Linked DNA regions of Homo sapiens: region 1 is linked to region 2. A link is an interaction called in ENCODE POLR2A ChIA-PET data of the cell type or tissue named here. Cell type or tissue: IMR-90. All regions are shown on one strand. Each heading gives the region's core, and the rest is flanking DNA. Links, peaks and the distances in the headings are about the cores only.

Region 1 (5,379 bases), core at 83-5,082, 180 kb after region 2:
CCCATGCCCCTCCAGCAGCCACCAGCCTACCCTGCAGGTGCTGATGATAAAGGAAAGATGGTGCTGGCGGGTCAGAGGGATCAAGGACCGCCCAGTGGTACCCAGGCCTTGCCTTTTCCCAGGTGGGGCCTGACATCTATCTTCCCAGGTGCATGTGGGCAGTGCTACGCAGTCAGGTGGCAGGGACAGAAGAGGAAAGAGAAAGCTCTGGCTGAAAGGGCTTTTTCCCAGCTTTGCAGCCTTTGCTGGCAAGGGAGGCCAGTGTCCCAGGGGTGGAAGCCCACGCAGGGCCAGGCTCAATAGAGACCTTTCTGATGCTAATGCTTTTTTCTCTCAGATTCTTCCTTCCTGGAGTGGAGAAAAGTAGCCCCAGAAAAGGCAGAACTTCTACCAGCTTTATTTATGGCCTTGGAGCCGGTGTGACCAGGGACAGCCAGGATTCTGGGGGAGGTCCCCACCAGAAACAGGCAGGAATGTCCTGGAGCAGGGGCAGGGCAGGGGCTCAAGTGCCAGTTTCCCATCCTCACTCCTGGTATCATTTGTGTGATCTTGGGCAATCACCTGGAAACCCACACCTCATAGGGCAGTAGGGAGGGTGCAAGGAGTGTCCCAGGTAACATGACGGGCATGTGGGAGGTGCTCTATAAATGGTAGCAGCTGCTGTATTATTTATTGAACATGGTATTCTTTGCACTCCAGACCCGGGATCTTCTCAAGTCCTGTTATCTAGAAATATTTTCTTACAGGTTCTGAAAAAGGGGCTGAAAAAGGCCCAACAAAAGGCTCCCCTACCCTTACCCGACTCCACAGTCAACACTGTGCTGGAATGCATGGAGTGGACTGGAGTCGTTACAGCTTCCTTTCCCCAGGACTGTGACCTTGAACTCTGGCCTCCTGCTGGTGATTTCAAGGCTCACAGTCCGGGAGGAAGAAAGGGGAGTGAGTGTTGCGTCCAAGGCCTTTCCCAGATGTCCCCCTCCCCCAGGGTGAGACTTTTCCCAGGTAACCCAGTTGGGTTGCAAGAGGCAGAGAATCCACTGGGTAGCAAGAGGCAGAGAATCCACACACCAGGATGTGAGCTCTGGGAGGGCGGGGAGCTTCGTTTGGCATTTGGTTCTCTGCTGCATCCCGAGGCCCAACGCACAGCAGGCATCAAATGTGCTGGCAGACCCTGGACCACACATCTATTTACTGCAGGGTTGGGTGGGCTAGGGGGTCTGTGAACTGTGCTTGCTGTGCCCTTAACAGATGCTCTCAGCTGATTCTGGCAACGACCCTGGGAGGTTGGGGGTGTTTCCCACATGGAAACAGAAGCTCAGAAAGGTTGAGTTACCCCGATCTCCCAGCTGATAAGGGACAAAGCAGCATTTAAAAGTCTGTCTGCTCCATGAGGGTAGGGAACAAATCTGTCTTGCAGAACACCACAGATCCTGTTCACCTAGCACAGCCTCTAGCATAAAATTAATAATAGCTTTTGTGTATTTTAAAAAATGAATGAATAAATGATTCCAAAGTCCCGAGCTTTTTACATCATAAGCAGGAAACCTTATATACAGTCACAAGGCCCCCTGCAATCCTATAAGCTCCATAATAAGTGTATCTATCTGGGTGGAGGAACTTCCATGGATGTGTCAGGCTAGTTTCAGCTTCACCCCATCTAACCGCCCTGTTCTCCACAAATACTCTTAATTTTGAAAAAATTTTTAAAAATTGTTTACTTGTTGAAGAGATAGTGTCTCACTATGTTGCCCAGGCTGGTCTTGAACTCCTGGGCTCAAGTGATCTTCCTGCTTCGGCTTCCCAAAGTGCTGGGATTACAGGCATGCACCACCATGCTTGGCCCTTCCACAAATTCTCTTGACTTCAATCTCTCCTTTGCTTACGCTACTTAGCAATTTAATTCCAGAGCCTTTCCACTAAAGAGCTATATGATCAACAGGACTTAGTTTTTTCTTCCAATGATAGCATTTAAGTCAAAGGAGTGGCTCTCTAACAGGAAACTTTTTGTACTAAAGGTGCTCCCCAGCCTGACTTTTTTTAAAAAACAGAAACTCTCTTTGACTTCTTGCAGTTATTGAAGGCAAGAAAGGTGCTTCCTACTCTTGGCAAAAAAAGGCACTGCTCATACGCCCAGCAGACAAGCGTCTTTCTGAGGAACCAGGGGAGACAGATTTTGAGCAATTGATGGAGAGGGTGTGAAACTACTCTGAGGGCACCATGCTCTGGCAGGCTGTTTTTACTGTGTAAGGCAGTGCAGCGGGCAGTGCCCACACTCTGATGATGACTGTCCTGGATTCTACGGAGTGGCAGCCGCTTACTAGCCATGTGGTCTGGGGTAAGTCACAACTTCTTGGACCTGTGTTTCCTCATCTGTGAAATGGGAAGAAGACAAGTAGATAGAATTGTGGTGAGGGTGACATGATGGCTTAGTGTGCTTAGAACAGCACCCTTTGTAAACTTGTGCTCAATTCAGAGCCAGCCCTGTAATGACAGTCACAGCTACAATGACAGTGGTTTGGTTTCTGGATGAGATTTGGTGTAGGGGAGAGAGAAAGCCAGGGACAAAGCAAGAAAACCCTTCATCTGTAAGAGGGTGCTTCAGTGGTGCTCAAGGAAGGGAGAAAGCTGAGAGGACCACAGGGGTTGGAGGCCAGGTAGCCTCCCCTTAAGTCCCCTTAAGGACCTGCTGTAGCTGCATCCAAGATCTCTGGCCCATTTCTGATCCTGTAGTTAGGAAACATCCTGGAGAAACAGGCCTCCAACACCAGCCATTCCTGGGCTTCCAAAGTCCGCTGGGTAGACCTGGTGTGAAGGTGGATCTGGGTACCCTGCCTGGCTGAGCTTCCTTTCTCCCTCAGGAAATCAAGAAAAAGCTCTCTTCTTCTCCTTCCTCTCTCAAGAGCAGGGCTGCATCTCCAGTCTCTGGCACAGAGGCCTTGATAAATAATCAACGAATGGATGGAAGGACGGATGGATGAAAGAATGAAAGCAAGCCCATTTCTGACAGGCTGAATCAATTCCTGAGCCCAGTTTTAAAAAGAGACCAGAGGTGAGGTTGTGGGTGGTTGTTTTCTTTAGGAGGAAATTGTGAAAATGCCTTCTAGGTCAGAGGTGGCATTCGGCCAGCTGGGTCACCCACGGGCTTCCCTTCTTGCTGGGAGGACTTCCCTGTGTCAGGAAGGAGAAACTGCTGTGATGACATCACACTGCGGCCTCAGGCAACCCCTGGTTCCTTTGTGCTCCGCTTTACACGTGACCCAAATAAGTGTCACTGACTGAAAGCAGGGCCTGCGGGGTGGGGGCCATTTGTCACCCGAATAGCTGGCATCTGGGGCCTGCATCCCACAAGTGCTTCTGTCCTCGTACGGAGGATAGGAGTTATCTCCTGTCACGAAAGAAGGTTTCGGTGTCACTGCTTTAAAGAAAGCTCACTCCTAACTCACCAGGGGCTGCCTCTGGCCCAGGTCTGACGGCACTGCTGCGCTGAACGTGTGGGCACTGGGGACCCTGATCCTTTGTTCCGACCTATGCGGGGAACAGGGAGAAGGAAAAGGAGAGGCCATCTTGGGTACCGCCCTTGTGGTTCAGAGGGGAGATGCTTCCAGATACAAGAGCTGGTCCTGAGGGCTGATGTTTTCATCGGGGTCAGCACAAATGCTGCTCTGCTGGCTCAGAAGGAAGTGTGCCCAGGAGTCTCCCAGCAATCTCTCCGCGTTCTGACCTGAATCTTCCTGGCACAGCCAAGGAAGGACGTGGTCTGGCTGTACAACTAGGGCCATAGTTGTACAGTGGCTGAGAACCACTGAGTCAACCCCAAGGTGACAACCTGTGTCCCCATTACTAGGCACATCCGAGCTGTATGCTTTTAGGGAAGTGTCCTAACTTACTGGGCCTCGGATTCTTCCTCTGATACTTGCGGAAAATACAACTACAGCCTACCTTATAGAATTGTTTTGAGGATTAAATTAGTAAATCTGTGTAAAAAATTCAGAACACTGTGTGACATATAGGCTGGGCACAGTGACTCATGCCTATAATCCCAGCACTTTGGGAGGCCGAGGCTGGTGGACTGCTTGAGCACACAAGTTAGAGACCAGCCTGGGCAACATGGCAAAACCTTGTCTCTACCAAAAAAAAAAAAAGTCTGGGCGCAGTGGCTCACGCCTGTAATCCCAGCACTTTGGGAGGCCGGGGCGGGCAGATCACTTGAGGCCAGGAGTTCAAGACCAGCCTGACCAATATGGTGAAACCCTGTCTCTACTAAAAATACAAAAATTAGCTGGGTGAGGTGGTGGGAACCTGTAATCTCAGCTACTCAGGAGGCTGTGGCAGGAGAATCATTTGAACCTGGGAGGCGGAGGTTGCGGTGAGCCGAAATTGCGCCACTGCACACCAGCCTGGGTGACAGAGCAAAATGGTGTCTCGAAAAAAAAAAAAATTAGCAGGGCCTGGTGGTATGGACGCGCCTGTGGTCCCAGGTACTGGGAGGCTGAGGTGCAGGGAGCCGTGATCATGCTACTGTACTCCAGCCTGAGTGACAGAGTGAGATCCTGCCTCAAAAAGATAAATAAAAATAAACAAACACTCAATAAACATTAACGATCCCATCACCACTGAGGCTAGGATTTACCCTCCACCCGCAGGTTCCGATTATAGAAAAGAGAAATGTAGTGAGATTACAAGTGATTTTTATTTTGTTATTTTTATTTTTTCCCATCTTCTGGTTTTCTACAGGAACAAATATTACTCTCCTGCTGATAAAAACACTTTAAACTCCTCAGAAGGCAAGACTCTGCTGCTGGGAATCTAGAAGCCAGAGCTAGCAGAATAACTGCCAGAGAACATTCCAGAACGTAGGTCTGCTCCAGTCCAAGAATATCTCGGCATGAACCTGTTTTACAAGTACCTACAAGTCGGGAGGCATCAGACTTTCCTAGAAAAGTCCCAGAAACCTCACTATGTCGGTGACAAAGAGAGACTTTTCCTGTCTAGACACCACAATGCTTGTAATTAAAATTAAGATTTAGGAGGTGGAGGGAGGCAACACACACTCCTTGAAGACAATCTCAAAAATCCAGGTAAATGCTCCACACATAAAAATAATCTCTAATCTTAGCACCAAGGGATAGAATAGGCCAACATATCTCGTTCGAGTCTGAAACGGATTTCAAAATCAACCAAAGCTGCCCTGCCAGTGCTAGCTATCACAACTGACAATACTGACAGGTAAGTGCTTGGGTGGTGAGGGGTGGGCTGCTGCGATCAGGGGCTCCTGAACACCGCATGTTCAATTAATTATTCGTGCAGCTTGAAATACAACCCCCACTCCCGGAAAACAAAAATAAAATTAAAATAAAAAAAAGCCATGCAGAGCCCGGA
Region 2 (5,379 bases), core at 77-5,076:
CATGACCTTCGATTCAGTTAACCTCTGCAAATGCCTATTAAAACTAGTGAGTCCATGCTACTTCCAGAGACTTGTGAATAATCATGCTATGATTTCTCAAAATTTTCAGGTACAAATAACATTGTTATATTTCCATTTATACTGAGTATATGTTGCAGAATGATAGTATCGAAAGCTACCAGAATTTACCGTGCAACACAAAGTGACTGCAGTGGTAGTAATGATGGCAAGTATTTATACAGCCTCATGCAAGACATTTTTTTTATTGCTTTAAATATTCTTTTAAATTCTCACAATTATCTTATGAGGAGATACTATTATTCTCCTTATTTCACATGTGATGATATTGGGAGTAACCTGCCTAAGATCACATAGTGTGTAAGTGGCTGATCAAAGTCAGGCTTTGAATCCAGCAAATCTGGCTCAAGAGCTTGTACTTTGAGCCATGTGCCTGAAAAGTGAAAGGGAATGGTTCTTTGCTCAATAAAAGCCTGCTATTAAGCACTACTGTTGCAAAAATCTTTTTTGTGTTTTGAGACAGGGTCTCACTCTGTCGCCCAAGCTGGAGTGCAGTGGCAGGATGATGGCTAACAGCAGCCTCAGCCTCCCAGGCTAAAGTGGTCCTCCCACCTCAGCCTCCCAAGTAGCTGGGACTACAGGCGTGCACCACCGAGCCCACCTTATTTTTTTGTATTTTTTGTAGAGACAGAGTTTCACCATGTTGCCGAAGCTGGTCTCAAACTCCTGGACTCAAATGATGCTCCTGCCTCGGTCTCCCAAAGTACTAGGATTATAGGCATGAGCCAAGGCACCTGGTCCTAAAAATGTTAATGAATGCTTAAACTCACCTGCATCACTGGCAAGTTATATATATATACTCCTAAGTATCCATTTCTTTCTTTTACACTCAACTCGATGACACTTTCACATTACAAAAAATTTTTCCACAGGCAATAAAAAAATTCTATCATATTTTACCTGACATCCCTAGGCTTTTTCAACAGCTTTTAAGTGAATCTAAATGAGGGACACTGAAGGGTACAAAATTACCTTAAATAGTAAAAAAAAAAAGAAAAAGAAAAACAAGAAGCCCTTGCTAACACCTGATATGCATTTTATTTATTTATTTATTTAGAGATGGAGTTTCACTCTGTTACCCAGGCTGGAGTGTGGTGGCACAATCTTGGCTCACTGCAACCTCTGCCTCCTGGGTTCAAGTGATTCTCCTGCCTCAGCCTCCCGAGTAGCTGGGACTACAGGCACCCACCACCATGCCCAGCTAATTTTTGTATTTTTAGTACAGACAGGGTAATCCAAACAGTACAGTACAGTAGAGACTGTAATCCAAGGTGCTAGGATTACAGGCATGAGCCACTGCACTCGGTCCCTGATATGCATTATAATTACAAGGTTTTTATTTGAGAAGAGGAAAAAAGTGTGATCATAACAGTCTAACACTTCAGCTATGAAGTATTTGGCTTTTCCTTGTAGATATTGACAACCAGGATAGAAAAAGTTATGAGAAGTTTTAATGATGGTTTCTGGTTAAGACTCAGATTTCCAAGTCAGTATAAGCAAGTAACTGTCACATTCTTTTTTTTTTTTTTTTTTTGAGATGGAGTCTCGCTCTGTCACCCAGGCTGGAGTGTAATGGCGCGATCTCGGCTCACTGCAACCTCTGCCTCCCGGGTTCAAGCAATTCTCTTGCCTCAGCCTACTGAGTAGCTGGGATTACAGGTGCGTGCCAGCATGCCCATCTAATTTTTGTATTTTTAATAGAGACGGGGTTTCACCACGTTGGTCATGCTGGTCTTGAACTCCTCACCTCATGATCCGCCCGCCTTGGCCTCCCAAAGTGCTGGGATTACAGGTGTGAGCCAACACGCCCGGCTGTCACATGTCATATTCTTTTTTTTTTTGTTTTGAGATGGAGTCTCACTCTGTCATCCAGGCTGGAATGCAGCGGCACAATCCTGGCTCACTGCAACCTCTGCCTACTGGGTTCACGGCATTCTACTACCTCAGCCTCCTGAGCAGCTGGGACTACAGGTGCCCACCACCACGCCCAGCTCATTTTTGTATTTTTAATAGAGACGGGGTTTCACCATGTTGGCCACGCTGGCCTTGAACTCCTTAACTCAGGTGATCCGCCTGCCTCAGCCTCCCAAAGTGCTGGGATTACAGAAGTGGGCCATCGCGCCCGGCCTTTATAACTGTCACATTCTTATGACACAAAGAAACTTCCATATTTAAATAATGACTGTTCTCAACTTCTTTTTAATGATACTTTACAAAATATCAGAAATGTGAAGAAAAAATATTTAGCTGGGCACAGTGGCTCATACCTGTAACCCCACCACTTTGGGAGGCTGAGGCAGAAGTTATTGCTTGAGCCCAGGAGTTCAAGACCAGCCTGGGCAACATAGTGTGACCCTGTCTCTATAAATAATTTTTTAAAATTGGTCAGGTGTGATGGTATGTGTCTGTGGCCCCAACTATGAGGCTGAGGCAGGAGAATCGCCTGAGCCCAGGAGGTCAAGGCTGCAGTGAGTCATGATTATACCCCTACAGTCTAGCTTGGGCGAGACTGAGACCTTGTCTCTAAATAAATAAATATATATATATATACACACATTTTTTTTAATTCACCTTTAAACCAAGTTTGCTATTGGTGTGTTTTTAACATCAAGGCTTTATGGGCCAGGCGCAGTGGCTCACGCCTATAATCCCAGCACTTTGGGAGGCCGAGGCGGGTGGATCACCTGAGGTCAGAAGTTGAGACCAGCATGGCCAACATGGTGGAACCCCATCTTCCTGCCTCAGCCTCTGGAGTAGCTGGGACTATAGGCATGAACCACCATGTTCAGCCTCATAAATAATTTGTCAATTGTGAATATGGAAGTCATTTAAATTAGTAATGGAATTAAACTACTTTCCAAGTTTTACATACCATCACACTTTTTGTCATATTTTAATAATATGTATACCATTTTTTGAAATTTACTTGCTTTTTCCACTTTTTATGTCAGTACAGTTAATGGAAAACAAATATGCCTTGATATAAAAGTTTATGTTACTGGAAGGGAACAGTTTTAACCAAAACCAACTAACTTCTAGGTAAGTGCAGTCACACTAATTCACCTAAAAATTTGGCAGTTACAGTTCTTAAAAATGGAGACACTGGCCGAGCACGGTGGCTCATGCCTATAATCCTAGCACTTTGTTGGGGGCCAAGACGAGAGGATCACTTGAGCCCAGGAGTTTGATAGCAGCCTGGGCAACAAAGGGAGACTTTGTCTCTACTAAACATTTTTTAAAAATTAGCCAGGCATGGTGACATACACCAGTAGTCCCAGCTATGGTAGGGGCAGGGGGCTTGAGGTGGGAGAACTGCTTGACCCCAGGAAGTCTAGGCTGTGATCTCGCCACTGCATTCCAGCCTGGGTGACAGAGTGTGACCCTATCTCAAAAAAAAAAAAAAAAAAGGAGGGGCTGGGGCACCAATTAGCATTGTAAGCTACAGTTATTTCCTTGTATAGGACTACAGGTTGATCAGGAAGGAATCCTGGAAGTGGGGTAATGCCAGCAGCATATTCCAATCACACCACTGACCAAGAAAAACACTCTTGTAACTTAATTTCCAACACCTTCTAGCAAGTGCCATCCTAATTTAAAAAATTTCTATCAAAACTAAATTACAGATGGAAGGTGGTGATGGTTGAACAACACTGTGAATGTATTTAATGCCACAGAACTGTATAATTAAAAATGATTAAGATGATAAATTTTACATCTATTTAACTACAATTTTTTAAATACCACACAAAAAAATCACAGTGCTCCATTAATATAACAAGGAGAAAGTGATTTCCATACATGCCACAAGGAAAGGAAAACAAAAATCCTGTTTGGATCTATAAACGTTAGGTCTCTTACTTGAGTAAAGATAAGACAAAGAGTTGTTTATCTTATATTAGTGTCAATTATCCATGGTAAAGACACCAAAATACCCTGGAAAACTAAAAATATACAGATCAGCTATATCACTGTGACTTTAAACTTCCTATTCCTTCGTTCAAAAATAGCACAACAAAGCATATTACTATTAGCTAATGCTTTCATTTTTTAATCCTGTTCTTTTGTTGAATGAAGGAATACAGTAAATCTACACAAACTGTAAATTTGGAATATGAAGGGCCTATTAACTAAATCAGAACCAGGTAAAAGTAACTAATGCACACTCGCCATTTTATTTTCTCCTCGAAATTGGCATGGCATCCTATTTCTGAATTCCCTTATGTCCGGCATGTTTTTTGTTTTGTTTTGTTTTTTGGGAGAGTCTCACTCTGTCACCCAGGCTGGAGTGCAACCTCCGCCTCCCGGGTTCAAGCAATTCTCCTGACTCAGCCTCTCGAGTTCAAGCAATTCTCCTGACTCAGCCTCTCGAGTAGCTGGGATTACAGGCGTATGCCACCATGCGCAGCTAATTTTTGTGTTTTTAGAAGAGACAGGGTTTAATAGAGACGGGGGTTTCGCCATGTTGGCCAGGCTGGTCTCGAACTCCTGACCTCAGGTGATCCACCTGCCTCAGCCTCCCTAAGTGCTGGGATTACAGGCATGAGCTACCGTGCCCAGCCATATCCGGCATTTTTTAAGAGATTGTTTTAATAGCTGTAATATAAGAAGAATACCAAAACAAAAACTAAATTTGCCCCAACTTAGAAACTGAGTCTTCATTCTCTCTGGAAAATTCCCTATTGGAGGCCATCACTAGGCACAAATTCCTGAATCAAAACATTAATTTTTCTAGACATTTGCCCATCTCTTTGGCTGTAAGTACTAATAAAAGTGAAAGCATGCAGCACAAACCATAGAAAATTAACAACTTAAAAGGGAAAACCTAATTTTAGATACAAATTATAGACTTAAGGTATTTCCAATTCCCAATTCAGTTATTCTAGACTTGTGACCTTTTAAACATAAGCAATTTTTAGAAAAGTACAACCTGCTTAAATAGGAGTGTAACTCAATTTAATATGTTGCAATTTAGATACTCAGGCTCACTAGTGAAGATATATTCATTTTGTTGATTTTAGTATCAGTTCCCTGTTCTTTGCCTCCAGTCTGTTTTCACATCAAAATTCCTGCCTATTCAACTTAGTACTAATCTACAATTACTATTTACAGATTTTTTTCCCCATCAAAACCATCTAGGGACACACCACCACGTTATGCAAAAAGGCTCCAGACTAGTGAATCCCAGTTTCTCTATCACACTGATATATAGGGTTTTTTTTCAGAGCCAGGGTCTCACTCTTGCCCAGACCAGAGTGCAGTGGTGTGATCATAGCTCACTGCAGCCTCCAACTCCTGACCTCA

The links. Peaks named below come from ENCODE experiments on the same cell type or tissue, not always from the same donor. Only the 100,000 strongest peaks of a DNase experiment are listed, where the experiment ranks them.
Region 1: POLR2A ChIA-PET joins it to region 2 with 5 read pairs; 5 of 35 experiments call an interaction of 5 or more read pairs at or near these places.

What each region holds. Positions count from the first base shown.
Region 1 is chr5:160,266,020-160,271,398 of GRCh38, forward strand. All of the region lies in intron 3 of CCNJL (cyclin J like), which reads right to left. It overlaps LOC105377691 (a long non-coding RNA gene), which reads left to right and starts at 2,247. Exons shown (of 3, transcript XR_007059027.1): 1 at 2,247-2,335; 2 at 2,906-3,049; 3 at 4,735-5,046. In IMR-90, for the core only: no CTCF peak of the experiment used is centred there; a DNase peak (open chromatin) is centred at 3,162; H3K27ac peaks cover 263 bases.
Region 2 is chr5:160,083,913-160,089,291 of GRCh38, forward strand. It overlaps a transcript of PWWP2A not described here. Among named protein-coding and RNA genes, the nearest start is that of PWWP2A, 33 kb to the right of the region's middle. RefSeq lists a silencer at 2,602-2,769. In IMR-90, for the core only: no CTCF peak of the experiment used is centred there; no DNase peak of the experiment used is centred there.